Regions from separate parts of the Homo sapiens genome. Here region 1 is linked to region 2. The links are chromatin contacts, found by Hi-C or POLR2A ChIA-PET in ENCODE. All regions are on one chromosome and are shown on one strand. Each heading gives the region's core, a stretch centred on a gene start or an enhancer-like site at or near the end of the contact. The rest is flanking DNA. Distances are from core to core; before and after follow the strand shown.

Region 1 (6,781 bases), core at 183-2,682, 1.2 Mb before region 2:
GTTTATTTTAATTTATGTATACTGGGATTGAGTTTCTTAATTTGAAATATTGTCTTTAAGTTGTCTATAACCAAGATATCTCGATGATCTTTCTTTTTTTTTTGCAGTACTTAGTAAAGAGCATGCAGTATCTTTAATGTTCAGATTAAGCAGTGTTCAGAATCATGATATCCTGAAGGAAGTTTGAATAATGTTGCAAAACAGAAAGGATTGCTAATATCTTAAATAGAGGAAGTCCTAACAACACATTTCCCAGTTTTCTTCAGGATCAAGACTAATTTTGTTAACATTTGTTGAACTTCTGCCTTCAATAAAGATGATATACTGATTTTTGGATGTTCTCACACTGAATTAGGCACTTGGGTAGACTTGTACCCATTGAGAGGTTATGCAAGCTCAAATGTGGAAAGTTTTTCTAGAAGAGCCTGCCTTTCAGGGCCAAAATGCCACAGGCACAGCATAACTTCCTGAAACAAATTTATTTCCTAAGACATTGGTTGCAGAGTAGAAATGTGTTCTTTAGAAACAGTTCTTCAGGCTTTCTGCCCTAAAAGTTACAATGTTGTCAGCAAGGTGGTTGATTTTACTTTCTTTTTGTTCCATCACAGTTTACCAGCATTACATATGCAGGGTATTGAGCTAACTGTCTGGTCAGGTGCTCCTTGTGGGGGCCACTTGCTCTAGATCCTATATAGACCAACACTCTTAGTCTTTATATCCAGAACCCAAGTGAAGCTTCAAAGGTTACTGGGAGGGTTGAAGAGGTGCTGAAATCAACACTTCCCTTAATGGAGGTCAGCACTTCCCCAGTCCTGGGAGAGACACAGACTGTCAGAAGCATCTGACTTTGCTTCATTCAAAAGGGAGTTTGAGGTATATATAGCAGACTTAAAAGTTATGAATAAAAATACCTTCTGTGATGAACAGAAGTTTCTCATTGATCACACTGACAAGAAACCTTTCGATGAACAGTCCGGGTAGAAGACATGTCACTCACTCTAAACAGTGTCTGTCTTCTTTCCTGGGCCTAACTGAACTTTGCAGAGTTCATTTGGGACATAAGGAAACAGAAGGTGTCAACTTGGCCCTTGTGCTCACTGGGAAAATGGGGAGAGACAGAACTCATTCAGGAGACCTGTAATTCTGTTCTTTCTCTGGGAGGCAAGAAGAAAGGTGAGTTTTGCATATGGGTGATGGAATGGAATAATCTCAGTTAAGCAGACCACACTTTACGTTCTAGTTAGCCTCTTGTTTGTTAAAAATTTGAATTGTAACCAGGTTCCTTTGCTGAGAAGGAAGGCACTAGGGCCCTGGAGTGAGATGATGGCTGTGTTATGTGACCACAGAAGGTGGTTACGTACTAATTTCCTCTAGGGCTTGTGATGAAGTCAGTAAACCACAGCCTTCAGCATGCTCTGCTCAGGCGGCAGCAGTGGCTTTTTGGAGGTGTCTCGGCCATGACACACATTTGACATGCCCTCCCTCAACCTACTTATAGACTATTTTTCTTGCTCTGCAGCATGGACCAAAGAGAAATTCTGCAGAAGTTCCTGGATGAGGCCCAAAGCAAGAAAATTACTAAAGAGGAGTTTGCCAATGAATTTCTGGTGAGTCCTGTATGTGACCCTCTCAGGGTAGTTACATACACTATTTAACTGACTATGGGGGTCCAATTTTCCGAGACCAAATTGCTCTTGGGATAAAGTAAATATGAGACCTTGGCGGGGAAGACAGAAAAAAAAAAGTTTGACTTCTCTGAGTGGTTTGCATGTATTTCAGGTATTCTCTCAAAATTACTGGTTTTAATATTTTGTTTGCTAGTTCTTTGGAGTTTGGTTAGGAATCCTACAGAAGACATATACAACTCCAGATGTAAAAACACTAATATTAATTGAACATCCAGATTTCCCCAGGTATCTAAGTTGTGGTTTATGCTTTATATTACTAATTTTAATTAATATTAAGAAGAAAGAGACCAATGTTAACTTTTCATGCAATATTACATTTTTAGCCTCCCCTCTGGGATTCTATTTGGTTGACAAAGGTTTTTGAAGAGCACCAAAACTACCCACTGCCACAGTTTTTTTTGTTGTTGTTGTTTGTTTTTTTAAGATTCAGAATCTTACTCTGTCACCCAGGCTGGAGTGCAGCAGTGCAACCACAGCTCACTGTAGCCTTGAACTCCTGGCCTCAAGTGATTCTCTTGCCTCAGCCTCCTGAGTAGCTGGGGCCACAGGTGTGTATCGCCATGCCTGGCTAATTTAAAAAAAAATTGTTTTTTTCTTTTTTGTAGATACGAGCCTTGCTTTTTTGCCCAGGCTTGTCTCGAACTCCTGGCTTCAAGCAATCCTCCCATCTTGCCTCCCAAAGTGCTGGGATTACAGGCATGAACCACTATGTCTGGCCATCATTTTTCTTTTCTTTTTCATATGAAAAATATATTATAACATGTGTTTTTTCAATAACAGGGCTTCCTTAACTTCTTTTGCTTGGAGAAGTGGAATGGCTAGGATGGAGAGTAGAGACAAGTGTAGGTCAAGGAGAGAAACATGAGTACAAGGTAGCTTCAGGTTGGGTGGATTAGATTACCCAGAAGAACAGTGAATCTCCTTTGAGAGAACTGTGATTATTGATGCAATGGCAGCTGGGTAGGCCTCATTCACCCTACAAGCTGAGATATCAGATAACATAGGGTGTCTAATAGTACCTATCATGTATTTTAGAATGCTTACAGCTGGCGTTTCAGAGATATAAGAATTTTAAACCTTAGCTCTTCAGTTGTGAAGAAATGGGTGGAAAGAGGGGAACTGAAGTACAAACCTGAAATTAAATCATGATTTTTTTTCACCAAATTATGAAGTATTTGACATGTTCTTAAATCTCTCTGTTTTCTAACTTATAAAATGGGGATAATAATACATGTCCTACCTATCCTCACAGGATTGTTGTGATGATTAAATATCAATAACAATCATTAAATGTGGTCATTTATTGAGTACCATTTATTGAGCACTTAGTATGTACCAAGTTCAGTTCTAAGCACTAAAAATACAGCGGTGAACAAAAAGAACCAAAACCTTTGCCTCCTGGAGCTAACACTCTGGTACCGGATAGCAGATGTGAAAACACTCTGAAAGTCTTGAGTAATTAGATATTATTGAGTGATTAGATATTATGATAGGAACTCCGATGTCAGCTCAACATGGATAATCTTGTGGTACTATGAAAAATGTGCTCTCACTGCCACTGGCTGATCAGTCTGAGCCCCTCTGGTAGAGTTACCTGAAAGGAGATAAGTAGGAAGTTCTAGCACATGTGTATACATGTCCCTGCCCCTGGACTATAATTCCTAAGCCAAGGTAACCCAAGGCATAGATGTAAAAAGTGAGCTGAGGGGCAGTGCCGGCCTCTGTTTTATTTTGGTTGTGTTTTTTAAAATAATGTAGACTGGCCGGGGGCAGTGGCTCACACCTGTAAACCCAGCACTTTGGGAGGCCGAGGCGGGTGGATCACCTGAGGTCAGGAGTTTGAGACCATCCTGGCCAACATAATGAAACCCCATTTCTACTAAAAATACAAAAATTAGCTGGGCGTGGTGGCAGGCACCTGTAATCCTAGCTACTCAAGAGGTTGACACAGGAGAATCGCTTAAACTCGGGAGGCAGAGGTTGCAGTGAACTGAGATAGAGCTGTTGCACTCCAGCCTGGACAACAAGAGCGAACTTCTGTCTCAAAAAAAAAAAAATGTAGACTATATCCCTAATATTTTACCTTTTCTCAGCTAAAGTCATTATAATTTCTCACCAAAATATAGCAGCTACCTCCTAACTGGCTTCTCTGCCTCTAGCCTTGCCCCACCTTCAGTCAATTTTCAGTTCAACACCCAAGTGATCTTTTAATCATACAAATCTGGTCTTTTTTTTGGGGGCGACAAAGTTTTGCTCTTGTCACCCAGGCTGGAATGCAATGACACCATCTCGGCTCACTGCAGCCTCCACCTCCCTGGTTCAAGCGATTTTCCTGCCTCAGCCTCCCAAGTAGCTGGGATTACAGGCATGAGCCACCACGCCTGGCTAATTTTGTATTTTTAGTAGAGACAAGGTTCCACCATGTTGGCCAGGCTGGTCTGTCCAACCAGGTAATCCACTCGCCTCAGCCTCCCAAAGTACTAGGATTATAGGCATGAGCCACCACGCCCAGCCAAATCTGGTCATTTTTTCCCTGCTTAAAAACTTGTTATAGTTTTTTTTAGCTGCTTAATATTGTGCAATATAATACACATTTAGAAAAGTACATAAAACATTTAAGTATAATTATAAAGCAACCATTAGCAGTGCAACCACTACCCAAGTCAAGAAACTGTCAGACCCCCGAAGACCCATGCCCCATCAGGTCCCCTACACCCATCTGCCCCTGTCCTGTCCTACCCTGGCCAAGGGATAATCACTATCCTGACTTTTATATTAATCACTTCCTTGCTTTTCTAGCTCCTGATTTTAAGGACCTTGTTTTTGGGTAGTGATTAAGTGTAACCTCACTGTTCACTGACTCATGTCCTCCAGTGGAAAAATAGAGTCTTCCTCTCAGCTCCATCTAAAGGTTTCAGATGAGACACCAGATAGAGAGCTTTGGGGGAGTAGAGGAGTAGTGAATGAGGCTAGACTGCTTGCTTGGACAAGGTAAATACTGCCACTAAATCAGAGGGCTTTCCATCTGGTCATGTTCTGTGTCCCATCTTAAGCCCTTAATGTATTCTCCCAGGATTTTATGTTTCCGAGGTTTGAGGACTCATTCTGTGACACAAGGCCACTGTTCACTTAACTGGTGGTAACTTTAAGGGAATTATCAAAAGGCATCTCTATTTCCAGGTAGATTCCCTGAGCATCCTAACCCCTTTACCCTCTCCCCAGGTCCATGGTTCAGATTTCAGTCTCCACTTCCTTCTTGGCCATACATCTTTGTACAGAGAACAATACAGATGGCTGTCTGTATCCCCAAGTTCTACATCCTTGGATTCAACCAACTATGGATCAAAAATATTTGAAAAAAATACCAAAAATAACACAACAACAAAAAATAAAAAATATAAAGCATAACAACAATTTATCTAGCATTTACATTGTATTAGGTATTATAAGTAATGTAGAGATGATTTAAAATATACAAGAGGTCATGTATAGTATGTGTAAATACTATGCCATTTTATATGAGGGACTTGAGCATCCACAGATTTTGGTAATTGAAGGGGGTGGTCCTGGAACCAGTCCCCCACAGATACTGTGAGAGGACTGTATTCATAATTGGATGTGGCAGTCCTGTTAATGGCAGCTGAAGCCAGTGCCATGCTGCTTATGTCTTTTCCCTGTGCCAGGACTAAATTCAGTAACTTTTCTGTAGTTGAAACTACCACTGACCACCCATCTAAGGTTTTTATACATTCATATAAACATTCATTGAGTGCTTATTGTGTGCAAAGTAATGCCCTAGATGCTAGGAATGCAATGCAATGCTCCATGCTTTAGTGGAGCTTATGTTATAAGGCAATAGATATGTCTTAGAGAGGCAGACATTAAACAACTAATTGCTATATTAAATATTTAATATAATTGTGATAGTCTGGGTGAGGTGGTCAAGGAAACATCAACATTCATTTTCTTATTTACTACTCCTTAAGAAAACCCTGTGAAATAGCTACAAATGTCATTTCTGACTTACAAATGAGGAAACTGAAGCTCTGAGAAGTTAAATAATTGGCCTAAGCTCACTCAGCTGTTCAGCCATAGAGATGAAATTTAACTCAGATCTGTCTTATTACAGAGCTGTAACATTAATCCTTATCCAATAGTGTTCTACTTCATCCAATGACACTGAGTCTCTCAAAGGACCTAGTTTTAGGGTAAGTTTTAGGGTAAGGACATAGTTAGTATAGTTTCTACACAGCAGAAACAGCAGGATGCAACTATACTGTTGAAATTTCTAAAGGTATTTTCAAACGTTCCTTATTATTGTTATAAAACAATATTATTGAAAGTTAAAAGAAAGTAAACTCACCATAATACCAACATTCTAACAAATCAAAACTTTTTTTGTGGATCTTGGCCAGGTGAGGTGGCTCGCGCCTGTAATCCCAGCACTTTGAGAGGCTGAGACGAGCAGATGGCTTGAGTCCAGGAGTTCAAGACAAGCCTGGGCAACATGATGAAACCCCGTCTCCACTAAAAATAAAAAATTAGCCAGAAGTGGTGGCACATGCCTGTAATCCCAGCTACCTGGGAGGCTGAAGTGGGAGGATCACTTGACCCCAGGGGGTGGAGGGTGTAGTGAGCTGAGATTGCACCACTGCACACCAGCCAGGGAGACAGAGTGGGACCCTGTCATACACACACATGAAAACCAACAATAGCTTTTTTTGTGGATCTTCTAGTTCTTGTCCATTTATGTAAATTTTTAATATTATTGTAATTATAGCATAGATACAATTTTGTGTTCTCATATTTTCACTTACCATTATACCAAAATTATCAGGCTGATTAAAATGTATATGATTTTTAATAGTTGATGATGCAGCATCATCACATGGACATATATTTGTCTATGTGGGTTTTGTTGTTGTTGTTGTTGTTGTTGTTGTTTTGAGATGGAGTCTCACTCTGTCACCAGGCTGGAATGCAGTGGCATGATCTCGGCTCACTGCAACCACCACCTCCCGGGTTCAAGCTATTCTCCTGGCTCAGCCTCCCCAGTAGCTGGGACTACAGGAGTGTGCCACCACACCCAGCTA
Region 2 (6,866 bases), core at 1,971-4,470:
TTACAGGCATGTGCTACCACACCTGGCTAATGTTTGTATTTTTAGTAGGGATGGGGTTTCACCATGTTGGCCAGGCTGGTCTCGAACTCCTGACCTCAGGTGATCCACCTGCTTCAGTCTCCCAAAGTGCTGGGATTACAGATGCGAGCCACTGTGCCCGGCCTGATATATTTACATACTCACTATAAAATCTAAAGTCTGGGCTGGGTGTGGTGGCTCACGCCTGTAATCCCAGCATTTTGGAAGGCTGAGGTGGGTGGATCAATTGAGGTCAGGAGTTTGAGACCAGCCTGGCCAACATGGTGTAACCCTGTCTCTACTAAAAATATAAACACTAGCCGGGCGTAGTGGTGGGCACCTGTAATCCCAGCTACTCGGGAGGCTGAGGCAGGAGAACTGCTTGAACCCAGGAGACGGAGGTTGCAGTGAGCCAACACAGTGCCACTGCACTCCAGCCTTGGTGACAGAGTGAGACTCTGTCTCAAAAAATAAATAAATCTAAAGTCTGTTCCATGGCTCCTCCTTCCCTAATTCCTCCACTCATACCACTTAGCTCCTAGACTTACAGCTACACTCATGCCTCAGGGTATATTTCTTGTTCCTTTGGCCAGAAATGCTCTCTTGGATTATTCACTCCAATCTTTATTTAGTCTCTGTTCAAATGTTACCTGCCAAATAAACTACCCTTCCCTAACTCCCATATATAAATTAGCTGTTGTACCCTTCCAACCTTCACAATTCTAGCCCTTTTACTGCTTTATTTTTCTTCAAGGAATTTGCCACCACTTAACATATACTTACATGTTTACTGTCCAACATCCCCCAAAGTCCAAGATCATAGAGCAAGAGTCAATAAACTGCTAATGTAAAGGGCAGATGGGCTTTGGGAGTCACAGCGTTTCTGTCCCAACTGTTAAGCATGGTTGTGTTCCAATAAAACTTTATTTTGTACTCTGAAATTTGTATTTCATGTAATTTTCACATCATGAAATATGATTATTCTTTTTTTGTTTTCAACCATTCCAAAAGCATTAGTTTATAGATCCTATAAAAACAGGCAGTGGGCCCAGCACAGCAGCTCACACCTGTAATCCCAACACTTTAGGAGGCCAAAGCTGGAGAAACGCTTGAGCTCAGGAATTCGAGACCCAGCCTAGGCAACACAGTAAGATCTTATCTCTATTACAAATAACAAGAAAATTTAGCCGGGCATGGTGGCACATGCCTGTAGTCCAAGCTACTCAGGAGGTTGAGGCAGGAGGATCACTTGAGCCTGGGGGGTCAAGGCTGCAGTGAGCTATGATTGTGCCACTGCACTCCAGCCTGTGCAATAGAGCAAGAGCCTGTCTCAACAAACAACAAAACAAAACAAAACAAAAACAGATGGTGGACTGGATTTGGCCCACTGGCCATAGTTTGTCAACCCCTGACACAGAACAAAAGAACTTGTTATGTTTGTTCACTGCAGTATACCCAGGACTGAGACCTAGAACATGCTAGGAATGTGAATGAATGAATACTATTTTATTGTTTATAAAACTCTTATGTAAGCTGTTTCTTTTATTGATCTTTAAAACAGCTTGTTAAAGAAGGCAGGGGAGAGACTATTATCCCCATTTATAAATCAAGAAATAGGTTCAGGGAGTGTAAGTGCCTTGTCTAAGATTGCATGCTTATAATAAATGGGTGGAGCTGGAATTGTAACTTAGACATTCAACTATATCATGCAGTATTAAAAGGAAGTATAAGTCTGGAGGATTACCTTTAGTGTGTCACATGAATTTGACTGTCCTTTTAGACTGTTTTAACCAAGAATTGAGTCAAAGCTATGCTTGTGAAAGATGCAGTTGTTACAAAGTTGAGAAGAATAGATAAAATGATAAATAAGTTTAAAAGTTAACATTTTATCCAACTTCAAAACTGGGTCAAAGCTAAGATGAAATTAATAGAGCAAAAGGGGAGAGGGAAATGACTAAGCAGTTAGTGACTGAAAAAATATCTTTGCTACAATACAGATGAGGGATGACATTTTCATTAACAGTGATTTAGTCAATCATTCTCAAGGGTGGGAGAGTGAAAGAAAGAAGGCAGTTATCTCCCATAAAGGGGAGGTATGTCAGCTCCTCTAACTTGAGAATCACTAATATGAAGGTTTTAGTTGAACAAAAACTGAACTGCTGCTTAAAAAAAAAAGCCTTTAAAAAACTGTCCCTATTTCATAAAGTAACAGTTTCACTACACACTGTATTCATCAGATAGTATCTACACTAAACGGTGTAACTCCTTGAATATTTTAAAGGGAGACTATCCGAGGCTTTTACATAATTTCCTCTTTCATATATTTAAATATTACAATAAAATTACTAGCATAAAATTAATTATATTTTGTTCCTAACCTAAAAAGGGGGGATTTAAAATATATAACCAACAAAAGATAAGATTTCCTAAATTTCAATTTCTTCCCATTCGTCTTATTCTCTTACCTCTAAAAGGGGGAAATAATAATAAACCAATCCTTGCAAGATTCAAAATTTCATTTTCACATTACTAGTATCTGTACTGAAAGTTTAAAAATCAGTCGCACTGAAAAGTCCTAAGTTTCATTTTCCCTAGAAGTGGCTTAATTTTCTTAGATTTTCATATACCATATTTTAGCAAGAATCTTAAGAAAATGTCCTAAGGAATTTATAAAACTGTAGCTTATTAGATAATCTTTTAATAACAGACCCCACACATTTCATCAACATTGCACCTATTCATAACTAGCTTTTATTTTTTATTTTTTTCTAGAAAGAGTCTCGCTCTGTCACCGAGGCTGGAGTGCAGTGGCGCGATCTCAGCTCACTGCAACCTCCGCCTCCCGGGTTCAAGCAATTCTCCTGCCCCAGCCTCCTGAGTAGCTGGGACTACAGGCGCCTGCCACCACGCCTGGCTAATTTTTGCATTTTTAGTAGAGGTGGGGTTTCACCGTGTGACCAGGCTGGTCTCGAACTCCTGACCTCATGATCTGCCTGCCTCAGCCTCCTAAAGTGCTGGGATTACAGGCGTGAGCCACTAAGCCCAGCCATCACTAGCTTTTAAAATTATTTCCTTGGGCCGGGCACGGTGGCTCACACCTATAATCCCAGCACTTTCAGATGCCGAGGCAGGTCAGGAGTTCAAGACCAGCTGGCTAACAGGGGGAAACCCTGTCTCTGCTAAAAATGCAAAAATTAGCTGGGTGTTGTAATCCCAGCTACTCGTCTCAAAAAAAAAAAAAAAAGTCCTTGACAAACACATACAAACGAACTTTAAGTTAAATATTTAACAACTGCAACTCTTTGTGGGCACTGGTGGATAATTCTAGACAGAAAAGGGAGAATTCTTTCGCTAGATAATATCCACATTCCACTTATCAGCAAAGGCCTGGTCAGTTTATACCACCCCAGTTTTGTATACTTTAGGAGCCAAATCTCTGCCAGCATGTCTCCCTGGTCAATAAAAATCTTTACCTCCTTCATTAGTCTACTGAATGTATTAAAGATTTCACCTCTTGGCCTTGACTCATACTCTCCTTGAAAGTTGTGCCTTTCTCCCTATCTTGGTCTGTCTAAATCCTTCCCATTTTTTAAGGTTGGGTTCTTCCAACCCAACCGTAAAAAGTGTTCAAAGTGTATTTGAATGCTTATCATAGCACCTAAAATATAACTGCTACTGATAATTAGTTCTATAGATACTAGTCTGCCTCCAAAGACTCAAGTTTTTTTGGGAGGGAAACTGCCTTGCTTTCCTCTTCTATATATTACAGGGTCTAGCAAATTAAATTACACATGGCAGGCAATGAGTAAATATTTACAAAATCCTTTTTGAATAAGAAGATGTAAAGGAAATGTTCTCAGTTTTAAAGATTATTATGAGGTACTATGGCAAAATGGAAAAATATAGGCTCTGGATTGGACAGACCCAGTTTTGAATTTCAGTCACTTAAAAATCTCTTTGAACCACATCCTCTCCCTAAAGTGGGATAGTATGTACTCCTTAAAAATTGTTGGGAGTTGTTACAGCTCTTTTAGAATTTGTGTAGCAGGTTTTCTGGTTTTCACCAGAAACCAACCTACCCAATATTAAATTTAAAAAAATTGTTGTAAAGATTAAATGAGACAATATATGGTCAAATCTTTAGCAGAATACTTAAAATATAACAGGAGAGGCTCAATAAATGTCAGCTACTGTTATCTTAACTGGTCACAGCAGGATAACTCTTACTTTAAATTATAAACTGAGCAAACCCTTCAAATTACTATCAAATTACTACTTCAAAGAAAATAATCCTCTTGTTCTAGAAATCCTTTGGGTCCTAGCCACTTTATATTCTCTATCATTGCCATCATAATAATCCCCACCAATAACTACACAACTTTTTACTGACCAAAAAAGCTTTATGAAAATGTCTGTTCCAATTTCCCTTTGAAGTAATAACACATATTTCAAAGTTTTTAAAGTTTTCCAAATAGGGTATACTTAAAGAAAGTATAATAGTAGTAAACTATGCCTCCGTAAATATTTATTTTACTTATTTTCACTCTAACCCATTCCAAAAGTATTCAAGAATAAATAGTTGCATTTATTTTTCCTGAAAGAGATATGTACAGGATGTTATTCTTATCCTGGTAAGTTCTGCTTGCACAGAATTCAATGCTATTTCCTAAGGGAGTTTTTCCCATTTGAAGATATTTCGGATGTTGCATCAAACTAAAAAGCTTCTGTATGGCAAAGGAGAAAATTAACAGTAAGAGGAGACAACTAAGTGACTGGGAGGAAATATTTGCAAACTATACATCTGATAAAGGGCTAATACCAAAAATATATAAGGAACTCAAAACAACTCAATAGCAAGAAAACAAATAACCCAATTTTAAAATGGGCAAACGGTCTGAACAGACATTTCTCAAAGATATACAAATGGGCAAGAGATATATGAAAAAATGCTCAACATCTCTAATCAGGGAAATGCAAATTAAAACCACAATGAGATATCACCTCATGCCTGTCAGAATGGCTATTATCAAAAAGACAAATGATAACAAGTCTTGGGCCAGGATAAGGAGAAAAAGGAACCCTTCTGTTGGTGGGAATGTAAATTAGTACAGCCATTTTGGAAAATACTAACAGCATGGAAATTCCGCAATATACTAAAATTACCATATGATTCGGAAATTCACTTCTGGATAGATAGCCAAAGGAACTGAAATTGGTATGTCAGAGAGATATCTGCACCCCCATGTTCATTTCAGCAGTGTTCACAATAATCAAGATACAAAAGTAACCTAAGTATCAATCAACTCAACAGATGAATGGATAAAGAAAATGTGTTATATACACACAATGGAATACTATACAGCTTTTAAAAAGAAGGAAATTCTGTCTTTTGCAACAACAAGGATGGACCTGAAAGATATATGCTAAGTGAAATAAGCCAGACACAGAAAGATGAATACTGTATGATCTCACTATAAGATATGCAGAATCTAAAAAAGCCTATGTCAGAGAAACAGAGAATAGAATGGTGGTTACCAGAGGCTGAGGGGTCAGGGAAGGGATGGGGAAAGGAAAGATATCAAAGATAGAAATTAGAGGGTATACAGTTACAGTGAGACTGGAAAAATAAGTTCTAGTGCTCTACTGCACTGCATGGTGACCACAGTTAGTAATAATGTATACAGTACTGGTTTCACTAAATAAAAGTTACTGTTATCTGTGTTTCTTAAAATTCTAAATAAACTAAATATTATTTTCCCAGCTGAGACCTGGAGATACACAGAATGTACTTAGAAATAAAATTGTAGATGTATATAGTTTATCATTATCAGCAAGAGATAAGACTTGAAAGCATAAAGATATATCTTAAATCAGAATCAACATTATAAAAAATAGATGCTGGCATTTCCAAATAATTTGCTTCACATTCACTCTTTCAAAAGTCATTTTAATAGTCTTTAGAAATTGTTTTCTCTATTAGTAGCCAATTAAGAGTTTTATTAGACATAAGTAGGTAGGGAAGTCAGGCAAGTTAGTTTTAAGTAGAGCAATTTCACTTTAAAACATTCTACAAACTCTAGGGAATAATTGCTTTTCTGGTATGTCTTAAACACTTGACTATTTACTAAAGCAATTATGTACATCTCACAACACATGGAATGGCAAACTTTAGGCTTCTCTCTAAGGCCTCTTTTGAACTAGGATTTGACACCCCACCCCGCCTCCCTGCCCCACATCCCCCTGTCTTTGGCCTGCCTAGCCCAGTTTTAGCAAGAATCTGCCCACCCTTGATATCTGATCAAGTTCTTCATTCCCTACTTTTGATGTGTAAGTCTTTGAACTGCCTTCAGCATGAATCCCCCTACCCTCATGGTCTCCTCTTAATAATTTTCTCCCCAACTCTGCTTATTGGCTATACGTAAATACCCAGCTGTCTTTACTGTATTAGGAGTTGAGCCTGATTTTTCTCCCCTATTGTAATAGTCTTTTCTTTGGTTTGTTTTGAGATGTCACCCAGGATGGAGTGCAGTGGCGTGATGTTGGCGCACTGCAACCTCCACCTCCCGGGTTCAAGCAATTCTCCTGCCTCAGCCTCCCAAACAGCTGGGATCATTACAGGCGCCCACCACCAGGCTCTGCTAATTTTTGTATTTTCAATAGAGATGGGGTTTCACCATGTTGGCCAGGCTGGTCTTGAACTCCTGATCTCAGGTGATCCGCCCGCCTTGACTTCCCAAAGTGCTGGGATTACGGGCATGAGCCACCACACCTGGCCATAATAATTTTGAATAGTCTTCTTTACTGTTTTAACATGCATTAGAATAATTTTTACTTTAACTAAGAGTCAT

What was found. A loop is a pair of places that touch in the nucleus more often than their neighbours do. ChIA-PET counts read pairs that join two places held with the same protein, here RNA polymerase II (POLR2A). Pooled maps may share reads with other maps.
Region 1: a map with no recorded cell type shows a loop between it and region 2 (5-fold over the local background). The contact joins the promoter of PTPN22 here to the enhancer-like site in region 2. A Hi-C loop is called at or near these places in 3 of 37 single-sample maps with no recorded cell type and 2 of 50 pooled maps. POLR2A ChIA-PET finds 5 or more read pairs at or near these places in 1 of 52 experiments (activated CD8-positive, alpha-beta memory T cell).

Annotation. Positions count from the first base shown.
Region 1 is chr1:113,866,363-113,873,143 of GRCh38, reverse strand. It overlaps PTPN22 (protein tyrosine phosphatase non-receptor type 22), which reads left to right and starts at 1,432. Exons shown (of 21, transcript NM_015967.8): 1 at 1,432-1,607. The coding sequence starts at 1,521. The region is part of intron 3 of AP4B1-AS1 (AP4B1 antisense RNA 1); the gene reads right to left. RefSeq lists enhancers at 1,427-1,686, 2,245-2,294.
Region 2 is chr1:112,631,950-112,638,815 of GRCh38, reverse strand. The region is part of intron 1 of CAPZA1 (capping actin protein of muscle Z-line subunit alpha 1); the gene reads right to left. It also overlaps the pseudogene RNU7-70P. Among named protein-coding and RNA genes, the nearest start is that of CAPZA1, 16 kb to the right of the region's middle. RefSeq lists an enhancer at 326-826 and a silencer at 2,913-3,012. Within about 2 kb of position 3,220, at least 4 of the 41 ENCODE cell types and tissues checked have a DNase peak (open chromatin) inside an H3K27ac peak, as active enhancers do.